Linked DNA regions of Homo sapiens: region 1 is linked to region 2. Evidence: read pairs that join two places in POLR2A ChIA-PET (ENCODE). Cell type or tissue: K562. All regions are shown on one strand. Each heading gives the region's core, and the rest is flanking DNA. Links, peaks and the distances in the headings are about the cores only.

Region 1 (5,368 bases), core at 96-5,095, 150 kb after region 2:
GAGGCGTTACGGACACAGGCCTTGGTTCTGGGGCAGGTAAGTGGAGGGGGGTTGGGGGCAGGGGTGACCACCTTGGTTCTCAGCCAGTTTGCAGTTCACAACCTGGGGATACTGACCCCCGCCATTTCTGCAGAGTCCTGAACTAGGCTGGGGGTCCTCCCATTGACAGTCAGCTGGGGAGGCAGGATACATGGGAAGGGCCAACGAAAATATCCAGACGAGACTAAACAAACACAGCTGGGAGAGATGGGATGGGAGCGAGCTGGGAGGCCGGGGTGGGGCCCAGCCTGGGTAAGGACTTGCTGTCCGACTTCCTTCTCTGGGCCTTGGTTTTCTCACGTGTAAAATGAGAAGTCTTGGGAGAGCTGATCTCTAGCTCTAAGGTTCTAAGACTGTGATTCTGGGACCTGCCTGAGCATTTGGTTCACGTTTCCTCTCCCAGGAGCACAGCACCAGAGCCCTGAATGCACGAGTCTAAAAGCCTAACTCGGGGCCGGGTGAGGTGGCTCACGCCTGGAATCCCAGCACTTTGGGAGGCCGAGGCGGGCAGATCACTTGAGGTCAGGAGTTTGAGACCAGCCTGGCCAACATGGTGAAATCCTGTCTCTACTAAAAATGCAAACATTAGCCAGGCGTGGTGGTGGGCACCTGTAATCCCAGCTACTCAGGAGGCTGAGGCAGGAGAATCGCTTGAACCCAGGAGGCGGAGGTTGCAGTGAGCTGGGATTGTGCCACTGCACTCCCCCAGCCTGGGCAACAAAGCGAGACTCCATTTAAAAAAAAAAAAACTAAATAAATAAAGGCCTAACTCAGGAGAGGGGTTTTGTTACTGCCACCCCACTCTGTGTGCCTGGCAGCAGGGAAGCTCTGGAGATGGCCCCAGACATCTCCCTGATCGATGGGTGAATCACAGGCTGCCCACTGTATCTGCTTGGCAAGGAGGAGTCCAGGGGAGTGGAGGTAAGAGAAGAGTCCATCAGTCAGTCCATCTGTCCTTCCGTCTATCCATCCACCACCCTTCCCTCCCTCCCTCCCATCCACCCATCCATCCAGCAGCTCCAGGTTGGCTATGCCCGTGGGCTAATCAAGCCCATGATGGTATGATGGCTGCCCCAGGTGCTGCTGATCTGCAGGGGGTGGGGGCAGTCAGATAGGAAGAGAGCGAGAAGCATCACCTCCACAATGCGATCCTGGGCCCGGAGCCCTGAAGCCTCAGCCGGGGAGTCTGGGTCCACTGACCGGATGAACTGGCCTGGCTTGGACTTGTCGCTGTGCAGGTTGAAGCCATAGCCACTGGGGCCCTTCTTCATGGTACAGAGCCGAGGCCGAAGCTCGCGCTGCAGGGACAGGGGAGGGTCCATGGCTATTCCACAGTGCCCCAGGTTCTGCCTTCCCTGTCCTCTGCCTGTCCCCATCTCCCCAACCAAGGAAGGTTTGGGAGGATGCAAATTTGCCTAGATCCCTACACAGCAATTTGAGAGGGTTCTGGCCCAGGACTCAAAAGACTTGTGTGGATACCCAGCACCGCAGCTAACTGCTTAGGTGATGTGGATAAAACACTGCTCTGTCCAAGCCTCAGTTTCCTCTTCTGCCAAATGAGGGGTAGGACCAGGTTAGCTCTCACATGCCTGTCCCTTCTGACAGTCTAAGGTGAATCACATGCTGTGTTGATCGGGCCTCTATCCCTCCCCATTGGTGGCTCAGTCTGGCCCTCCTGGAGAGGGGGCAGAGTGTGGCACCCGTCAGCCTGGCTGGGGACCTGGGGCATATGACTGAGGACCCCCAGCCCCTTTGTACCCCGTTCTCTGCAGCAGGGGAGGAAGAGGCAGGTGTTTACTGAAAGCTGGTCAGTGTGTTTACAGTAAAGCCTTCCTCCATATACTCGAACTCTCTCTCACCCCCACCAAGCCGAATGGCCCAGCCAAAAGGGAGCCAGAAGGAGCAGATAACCAAAAACTTATTGTTCAGCACAGCAAGGGGACCTGGACAAGACGGGGCCATCCTCAGGCGTTCCAGGACCTCCTCCCCCGACACCGCTGCCCAAGGGCAGAGGTGGCAACGGAAGCACAGAGACCCCAGAAACAGAGGAGCCTGAATGGGGAGGGGACTGGGAAAAGCAGGGCTGGGCTAAAGGGAGCCCAGTGTGGCTGTGGCCTGGAGGGTGTGACCTACTAAAAGGGCACACGCAGATTTCGAGTGCTTGGACTCAGCTGAAAACAGTTTCCAACATGCTTGGTCCAAAGTAAGCAGCTCAGCTTAGAAGCTGCAGGCCTGGACACACAGTATGATGGAGGGAATATGGGTGTAGGCAGCCGAAGCCTGTGCCCAAGGACTACGCCTGAGTCCCTGTCCCTCTCCCCCTCCTCCAGGCCTGGTGCAGGGCCACTGGCTGCTGTCCAGCCTGCTGGCCCTGTGTTATCACTCAGCACATCAGACAATGAGCAGTGGATAGTCAAGGCTCCCAGCCAGGTTCCAGCTCCCCTGTTTAGGAGCTGTGTGACCTGGGGCAGGTCATTTATGGATCATTCTGACTGCCATCTGCCTCCCAGGGTTGCTGAGGCCCAGTGAGGTCATTGACTTAAACACTTTCTAACTGTAAAAAATCCCTGTGCACACCCAGACTTTCCCATTGTTGTGAATACTAATGAATAGTCATAGGAAGCTGGGAGTGAGATTCTGGTGGGGTGGGGGTGTGTGTGCCAGGCTGCTCTGAAACCCAAATCCCCAGCTGGGAGTGGAGAGGGCCGAGAGGGGTGGGAAGGCGCGCCCAGGAGGGCTTATGGGCCTCTGTCCCAACTTGCCAGCCCCAGGAGGCCGCCACCATCTGCAGGAGACTCAATCCCCAGCCTTTCGATCTCTGGGGGTGGCTAGAGGATGACTTTGCATTCCTTTAAAGGCTTGGGCAGGTCTTTCTTGCCTGGGTTTTCATACCCAAATCCAGGCTCGAGGACCCCTCACCCCAACAACAAAGACGGTTAAGTGAGTGGTAAAAACGTGAGTGGCTCACAAAGGCTCAGGAACCCTGAATGAAGCTCCTCTTGCCTTGTTCTCCCTGGCCCACCCCCTGCCTCACTGCAGGGCCCACTCCCAGCTAGTTCGGCTGTCACCTGCCCCAGGCTCACCCCCCGGCACTCCCACAGCCCTGTGGGATCTTGTTCCGGGAGTAAGTGAGGCTCTTCTCCCCTAGAGCTAATCCCTCCACAAAGCTCCCAGCCAGGCCCTCCCCCGGGCCGCCTAGGTGAGCAGAAACAAGTCTGACCAGTCGCCGTCACCAGGACAGGCGCAGCTTTCTGCTTCAGCCAGACACCCTGAGAAAGTGGGGAGGGTGAAATCTCAGGACAGGCAGGGGGCAGCTCTAGTGACCTCCTCCAACCTCCCTCCACCGTCCCTGCGCTCCCAAAAACCTTCCCATAACAACCTGACTGGGGCTTGTCAGCTGTTTTTGAGATGGGGAAACTGAGGCTCAGAGATGTGGAGCCCACTGCCTGACATCACACAGCCAGAACTCCAACCCTGGTCTCTGACTTGGAACCTGTCCTCCTTCCACCACACTGCAGGGTGCTCCTTAAGGATCCAAGTCCAGAATGGGGCAACCCATTGGGAGGTGAGGACCCAACAGGAGTCAGGCAGCAGAGGGCAGACAGGGGCTCTCTCCAGGGCATCGGCTGCAGCCTCTGCTGGAGGTAGGCTGGGAGCTGAAGAAACCACAACCTACCACAGCCTTCCTTCCGGGCGCTCAGGGCCTCTCGCAGCTGGAGCTGCAGCCTGAGCTGGGGGATGAAGCCTGGTGTGGGTGACAGGGCAGGGGCATGGCTGGACTGGGGGCAGGTGGCTCTGGGCGCCCCCCCCGGCTGGCAGGGCAGGGCTGTGCTAGCTGCCTTTGGGATGCCCATCCTCTGGCCCTGGTCTCTGTGCTGTGGGCTTCCCTTACTGATCTTCAGCCCAGTGCCCCTCGCCTAGTGACATATGGTGCCAAAGCTCCAGGGCCTGCTTTGAGCCTTGCTCCGCTCTGCCAGCACCAAGTCGTGCAGTTCAAGGGGAAACAGGGTACCCAGCCTGAGGGGCTCAGGTGCCCTCTGTTTCCTTCCCCTGCACTGGGACCTGCTCCACTGTTCTGTCTAGATGTGGCTCTGTGGCGGCTCCAGGACCTGAGGGGGTGGCTGGACAAGGAGATGGGAAGCCCCCGGTAGACCCCACCAGCATTTAGACAGCTCCGATGCACCTGCAGAGCCTCCTTCCCAAGTCCCTAGAGACTTCCTCCCCTCACATGGGAAGGGGGGTTCCCACTCTTCAAGGGAGACCAGCCTTGTTCCTCCTCACCCCTCCCTAGCAGGAGCCTCCCAGCTGTCTCCAGGAGGTGTCAGTGCCAGTTGCTGAGTCAGCCCATCAAGCCAGCCCATCCCAGCCTGGGTGGAGGCTGGGGCTGGCAGGGGAGTCCCTTGGGGCAGCCCCCCTGGGGATCTGTGGGGCCTGGCCTGTGGTCTCCAGGCCCAGCACTGAGAGGAGAAGATGGGGAGGTGTGGGGTACCTGGCCGAGCTCAGCCACCATTGCTCTTGGACCCTCACCGCCAAGCTGGGGCAGGGCTGGGTTCTGCCTCTGGGGAAAGGGGATAAATGGGAGTGACGTCCAGGCATGTTGGGCTTGGTGTGTGGCCCCCAGGATCTTAGGAGGAGCCAGCTACAGAGGGGTCCGAAGCATGGTGGGAGGAGGAGACTCAAAAGGAACATAGCCCCAGTGAGTTCCGGAGGGCAAAGTGGGACCTCCAGTGACGACGACAGCCTGGGAGACCCAAGTTCAAGACAAAATCAGGATCTGCTCAGAGAGGAGACTGGCAGAGAGCCAGAATCAACAGGAGGGAACATGAGGCCATGCAGCCGATGGGCAGCGCAGCTGGGCCGGGGTGACCCAGGGCTGGACAGGCTGGAGACTCTCACTTTCACAAAATGCTGGCTGGCTTTCCAGAAAAGACCCTGCCCGGAGAGCTGCCCCCACACCCTTCTCCCGGGGCCTCCTCCACCCTCAGGCTTCCTCCCTTCATCTGTCCTTTCCCCCAGGGAGCTTCACCGCGCCCTAAGTGGCCGCCCCATCACCTCCACCCACGCAGTCCAGGGAGCGGATGGCGGGCACGGAATTCAATAGGCGCCACCAGCAGTCACCTGGAAAGCTGGGGAAAGTCGATACCCTAATCCCAGTGACCGTCTCTGGGGAACAGGCCCAGGGCCGCTCCCTGCTCCTCCTTCCTCCCTTCAGGGAAGGCTGTGGGAGCCTGGGGGCCAACGCCCCATTGGGCCCAGCCCCTCCCTGGCTGATGCCATGGTGATGGGCCCTACAGAAACAGCCCAGCCCGCTTCCTTCGAGCCAGCTAGC
Region 2 (5,332 bases), core at 1-5,000:
CCCCCAGGGACCCCAGAGGGCCAGGGCGCTAGATGCAAGGTGCTAGACCAATGGGCTGCAGTATTATAGCCCCCAGGCCTGGCAGGCATGCGCTGGGCTAGAGAAAGGTGTCCGCCAACCTCCTCAGTCTCCCAGGCCTGGGACAGGCAGAACAGGGTGTGGCTGGGTGTCAGGCCTGGGGTGGGTAAGTCCTGCGATGTGGACACTGGAGAAAGTGGATCCTCTAAACTGCAGATTGTCCCCAGGTCACCAGGGCTGTGTGCGTGTGCATGTTTGTGTGCATGTATGCGTGTGTGCATGCATGTGTGTGTAAGTATGTGGTATGTGTGAGCACGGGTGTGTGCTTGGGTGTGTGTGTTCTTGCATACATGTGTGCGTGTGTGTGCACGTGAACGCGTGCGTGTTTGTGTGTGTGCATGCATGTGTGTGCATGTGTGTGTGTGCATGCATGTGTGTGTGTGTGCATGTGTGCGTGTGTGCACACTCACGTTGGGTGGTGTTTGGTAGGTTTCCCTCCAGGTCTGGTAGGGACTGGGCTGTTGCGTGATTCTGCGTGGATCGGGGGTAAGAGAGCTCACCTGTGTCCCAGCCCTCTGATGGTGGTGAGACCAGGGGAAAGGCCAGCTCAGAGGGTGGTCACAGCATGTGTCCTCTGACGTATGCCCCCAAAGCTCTCCAGCCAGACTGAGGTCACAGATGTGGGAGAGTCCCTGATGAGCCCGCTGACACGTGTGCGCCCCTTTGCACCCCATGCAGAGGTGCTCTCCTCCTTTCTCAGCCATGGCCCCCCATCCCTGACCTCAGCTTGGGAAGCAGCTCCTGCTGGGAGCATGGCCTCAGCCCCCAGCATCTCCTGGGGCCCCCATGGCTGGGGCAGGGGAAAGAGAGCCCTCAAAGGCCTCTTTCTGGTCTGTCTGGGGGTTCCCATTCCCACACATGTGCCCAGAGTAGGGGGCATGGAGGAGATGGTCCCTGTCCTACTGCAGGACACTGAGGGCTTGGCTGCCTGCCACCGCCATCTGGAGCCCACCACAGCTCTTCTCCCTGTTCTCTGGGCCTGAGCCTGGGGCCACCCCCAAGTGCCGACTTGTTTCTCCCAGAGCCCCAGGTGCTGCCCCTTCTCTCCTGTTCCTCGTCCGTTTACTGCCGCAGCCCCTCCTGGTTCTTCTGGTGCTGGGGTGGAGCAGGCTCTGTGCTCCCACCACTGTACCCCGAATCCCTCCTGCAGGCTCATTGCCACTTTTGTAGAGAATGTTCTCTATCAGTATCGTACCTGTCTTGTCCTTTAATGCTTTGGGGATAGAGTGAAGAGTGGAAGGGTGGGGGTGGGGGCGGGAGGGGGTCTGCTCTGCGCTTGTGAGGACTGGGTCCTATTCTCTGGAGTGTCTTCGAGACCCCATGCTGTGCATCTTTGCAGGGATCCCTAGGCCTTTACCTGCTCTCCTAGCTCAGCCCAGAATTAGGAGCTGGTGGAGAGGCAGGGCTGAGAACTAGGGCAGGAGAGTCCCCCTGAGCAAGGAGGATGGCTGAGCCTCCAGGCTTGTTGCCAGGGCCTGCAGCTACGGAGGGCAGGAGGATGCATGTTCTCTCTTCCCACCAGTGCCTACCTGGGTTTTTCCAGAGATGGGCAGAAACATACTCCAGGAGGCTGCTGCCTGTCACCTGGGCTCTGGGCCTCTGGAGGGGTCTCCATGAGGGCCCTCCAGAGGCCCAGAGGGGTCTCCATGTCCCTCATCACCGCAGGCAGCTCGTGGGCAGCCTGATTTGAAGCCCTGCTTTCTCCCAGGGGTGAGTCTCCTCCATAAGCTGGTGCCTAGTGGGCTCTGTTTTCTCAGTCAGGTCTGAGGAAGGGCCCTGGAGTCATCTTGCTCCATTGCCTAAGCTGCTGGGCCAGTTTCTTCTGCCAAAGGGAGTTCAAGACAGTTCCCTTCCCTCAGCATCAATCAGAAAGGTCCCCAGGATGTTGGTGCAGGAAGGTTGCCTAGCAACCATCCAGGGGTTCCAAGCCACCTCCCTCCACTTTACAGATGGAAAAACTGAGGCCCACAGAGGGGAAGAGTCAGACCCAGAACGCGGGTCTCTGGCTGCTGCCATGCTCTCCTCACACTCAGGCTGCCAAGGGCGCTAACACAACAGGATTCCACCAGCCATGCCCTGGGGGCGCACCTCCCTGCGGCTTCTTTGGCCATCCTGGTCACTGCACCCACCTCAGGAAAGACTCACTGGTCCTTGCCGCGATGGTCCAGAAGAGGACACGGGTGAGGAATGACAAGACAGAGAGCCGAGGGGCACTTTGGCATCCCAGCAGAGATGAACCAGAGGCAGCAGGATGAGGGGCTCCATGGGTCAGTGTGGCTCCAGGGCAGAAGCCTGGGGTGCCAGGAGCAGGAGCTGCTCCAGGGAGCCTGTGGGGATGTTCAACACAAGCAAAGAGGAGAAAATATTACATGGTAGGGGCTCAACTTTCATGACTCATTTCCCTAAAGATTTAGATCAAGAATAGGGACATTTACGAGGTCAGGAGATCGAAACCATCCTGGCTAACATGGTGAAACTCTGTCTCTACTAAAAATACAAAAAATTAGCCTGACGTGGTGGTGGGCGCCTGTAGTCCCAGCTACTTGGGAGGCTGAGGCAGGAGAATGGTGTGAACCCGGGAGGCAGAGCTTGCAGTGAGCCGAGATTGCGCCACTGCACTCCAGCCTGGGCGACAGAGCGAGACTCCGTCTCAAAAAAAAAAAAAAAAAAAAAAAGGGACGTTTTAGCACTTTGGGAGGTAGAGGTGAGTGGATTGTTTGAACCCAGAAGTTCCAGACCAGCCTGGGCAACGTGGCAAGACCCTATCTCTACAAAACATTTAAAAATTAACCTGGTTGGTGGTGTGCACTTGTGGTCCCAGTGTATGCGAAATTGGTGGGTTCTTGGTCTCACTGACTTAAAGAACGAAGCTGCAGACCCTCACGGTAAGTGTTACAATTCTTAAAGGCAGCATGTCCGGAGTTTGTTCCTTCTGATGTTCGGATGTGTTTGGAGTTTCTTCCTTCTGGTGGGTTCGTGGTCTCGCTGGCTTCAGGAGTGAAGCTGCAGACCTTCGCGGTGAGTGTTACAGCTCTTAAGGTGGTGCATCTGGAGTTGTTTTTTCCTCCCGTCCAGAGTCGTTCATTCCTCCCGGTGGGTTCATGGTCTCGCTGGCCTCAGGAGTGAAGCTGCAGACCTTCGCAGTGAGTGTTACAGCTCATAAAGGCGGTGCAGACCCAAAGAGTGAGAAGCAGCAAGATTTATTGCAAATAGTGAAAGAACAAAGCTTCCACAGTGTGGAAGGGGACCCCAGCGGGTTACCAGTGCTGCTTGGACAGCCTGCTTTTATTCCTTTATCTGGCCCCACCCACATCCTGCTGATTGGTCCATTTCACAGAGAGCTGATTGGGCTGTTTTACAGAGGGCTGATTGGTCTGTTTTGACAGGGTGCTGATTGGTGTGTTTACAATCCCTGAGCTAGACACAGAAGTTCTCCAACTCCCCACTAGATTAGCTAGACGAAAAGCACTGATTGGTGTATTTACAAACCTTGAGCTAGACACAGAGTGCTGGTTGGTGTATTTACAATCCCTTAGCTAGACATAAAGCTTCTCCAAGTCCCCTCCAGATTAGCCAGATACAGAGTGCTGATTGGTGCATTCACAAACCTTGAGTTAGACACAGAGTGCTGATTGGTGCATTTACAAACCTTGAGCTAGACACAGAGTGCTGATTGGTGTATCTACAATCCCTTAGCTAGACGTAAAGTTTCTCCAAGTCCGCACACATTTATTCTTTTTCCCCTTTCCCAGTTCTAAGGCTCAGGTAAGTGCCACTAGTTCTGCTAACTGGGCCCTGGTCCCTGGGGGAAGAGGCTTACTTTCAAGTATGGTTACCTCACTATGGCGTAACCTGCCCTTCATATCCCATTCTCCACAAATGAACTTCCATTGGTATATAGGTTAAGGTCAGGATTAGCTAAGGGGACTTCTAAGGGATCATCTCGGGTGGCATAAGTCTGGACCATAAAAGTCATGCTCGATTGGTTCCCCATCCTCTGGGAGAAAAGTGGCAGGGTTGAGGGCCACGCATGTGCATATTTGAAGCACCAGTCCCTCAAGGAGTAGCTCCTGGTATCTAAGTAGGCAGTTGTCTGATAGCCATAAACTTCCTTTGGCACATAGTATGCCATTTACATCATGAGTAGTCCATACAGTGAGATCTTTTCCTTGTATTATTTTGATGGCCTCTGACACTAAGATGGCCACTGCTGCAACTACCGTTAAACAGTGAGGCCAGCCTTTTGCTACTACATCAATTTCCTTACTTAGGTATGCCACTGGTTGTGGGGTTGTCCCACGAGTCTGAGTAAGGACTCCAAGAGCTATCCCTGCTCTGTGACGTATAAAGAGAAATTTTGTCCTGTTGGAAGGCTTAAAGCTGGAGCTTGTGCTAGGGCCTGCTTTAAGGTTTTGAAGGATGTTTCTGCCTCTGGTTCCCATTCTACTAGATGAGTATTTGCCTTCTGGGTTTCCTTGATTAGAGTATAGAGGGACCTGGCTATCTTGCTGTATCTGGGGATCCATAGTCAGCAAAAGCCGGTAATTCCAAGGAACTCCCTTAATTGTTTTAATGTCTTAGGGTGAAGATAAGCCAGTATAGGCTGTATTGGTTCCTTGCTGAGGGCCCTGGTGCCTCTGGCTAAGATTAGGCCTAGATATTTGACCTGCTGTAGGCAAGGCTGGGCCTTCGACCTAGACACCTTGTACCCTTGATTAGCTAGAAAGTTCAAGAGATCTAGAGTAGCCTGCTGGCATGAGGCTTCCGAACTGGTAGCCAAAAGTAAATCATCCACATATTGAAGGACCAGAGTGCCTGGACTTGAGAGATGGCCTAGATCTTGGGCCAGTGCCTGACCAAGCAGATGAGGGCTATCCCTAAACCCATGGGGCAATACCGTCCATGTAAGTTGGGATGTGTGGTCTGTGGGATCCTCAAAGGCAAAGAGAAACTGGGAGTCAGAGTGCAGGGGAATACAGAAGAAGGCATCCTTGAGGTCCAGAACCATGAACCATTCTGCTTCCTCTGGTATTTGAGAGAGCAGGGTATAGGGGTTGGGTACAACTGGATATAGAGGAATTACTGCCTCATTGATGGGTCTAAGATCTTGCACTAGTCTCCACTGACCTTTCAGTTTTTGTACTCCTAGAATTGGGGTGTTGCAGGGACTGCTGCATTTCCTTACTAAGCCTTGAGCCTTTAAACGTTTAACAATATTCTGTAATCCTTTATGGGCTTCAGGCCTTAAGGGATA

Evidence for each region. ChIA-PET counts read pairs that join two places held together with the same protein. Peaks named below come from ENCODE experiments on the same cell type or tissue, not always from the same donor. Only the 100,000 strongest peaks of a DNase experiment are listed, where the experiment ranks them.
Region 1: POLR2A ChIA-PET joins it to region 2 with 5 read pairs; 5 of 35 experiments call an interaction of 5 or more read pairs at or near these places.

The regions. Positions count from the first base shown.
Region 1 is chr17:74,757,981-74,763,348 of GRCh38, reverse strand. NHERF1 (NHERF family PDZ scaffold protein 1) reads right to left here. Exons shown (of 6, transcript NM_004252.5): 2 at 1,176-1,337. Among named protein-coding and RNA genes, the nearest start is that of SLC9A3R1-AS1, 11 kb to the right of the region's middle. RefSeq lists enhancers at 1-361, 3,014-3,761, 3,762-4,508, 4,509-5,256, 5,257-5,368. In K562, for the core only: no CTCF peak of the experiment used is centred there; DNase peaks (open chromatin) are centred at 2,408, 2,848, 3,125 and 4,365.
Region 2 is chr17:74,912,023-74,917,354 of GRCh38, reverse strand. USH1G (USH1 protein network component sans) reads left to right here. Exons shown (of 3, transcript NM_173477.5): 3 at 1-1,272. Among named protein-coding and RNA genes, the nearest start is that of USH1G, 8.6 kb to the left of the region's middle. In K562, for the core only: no CTCF peak of the experiment used is centred there; no DNase peak of the experiment used is centred there.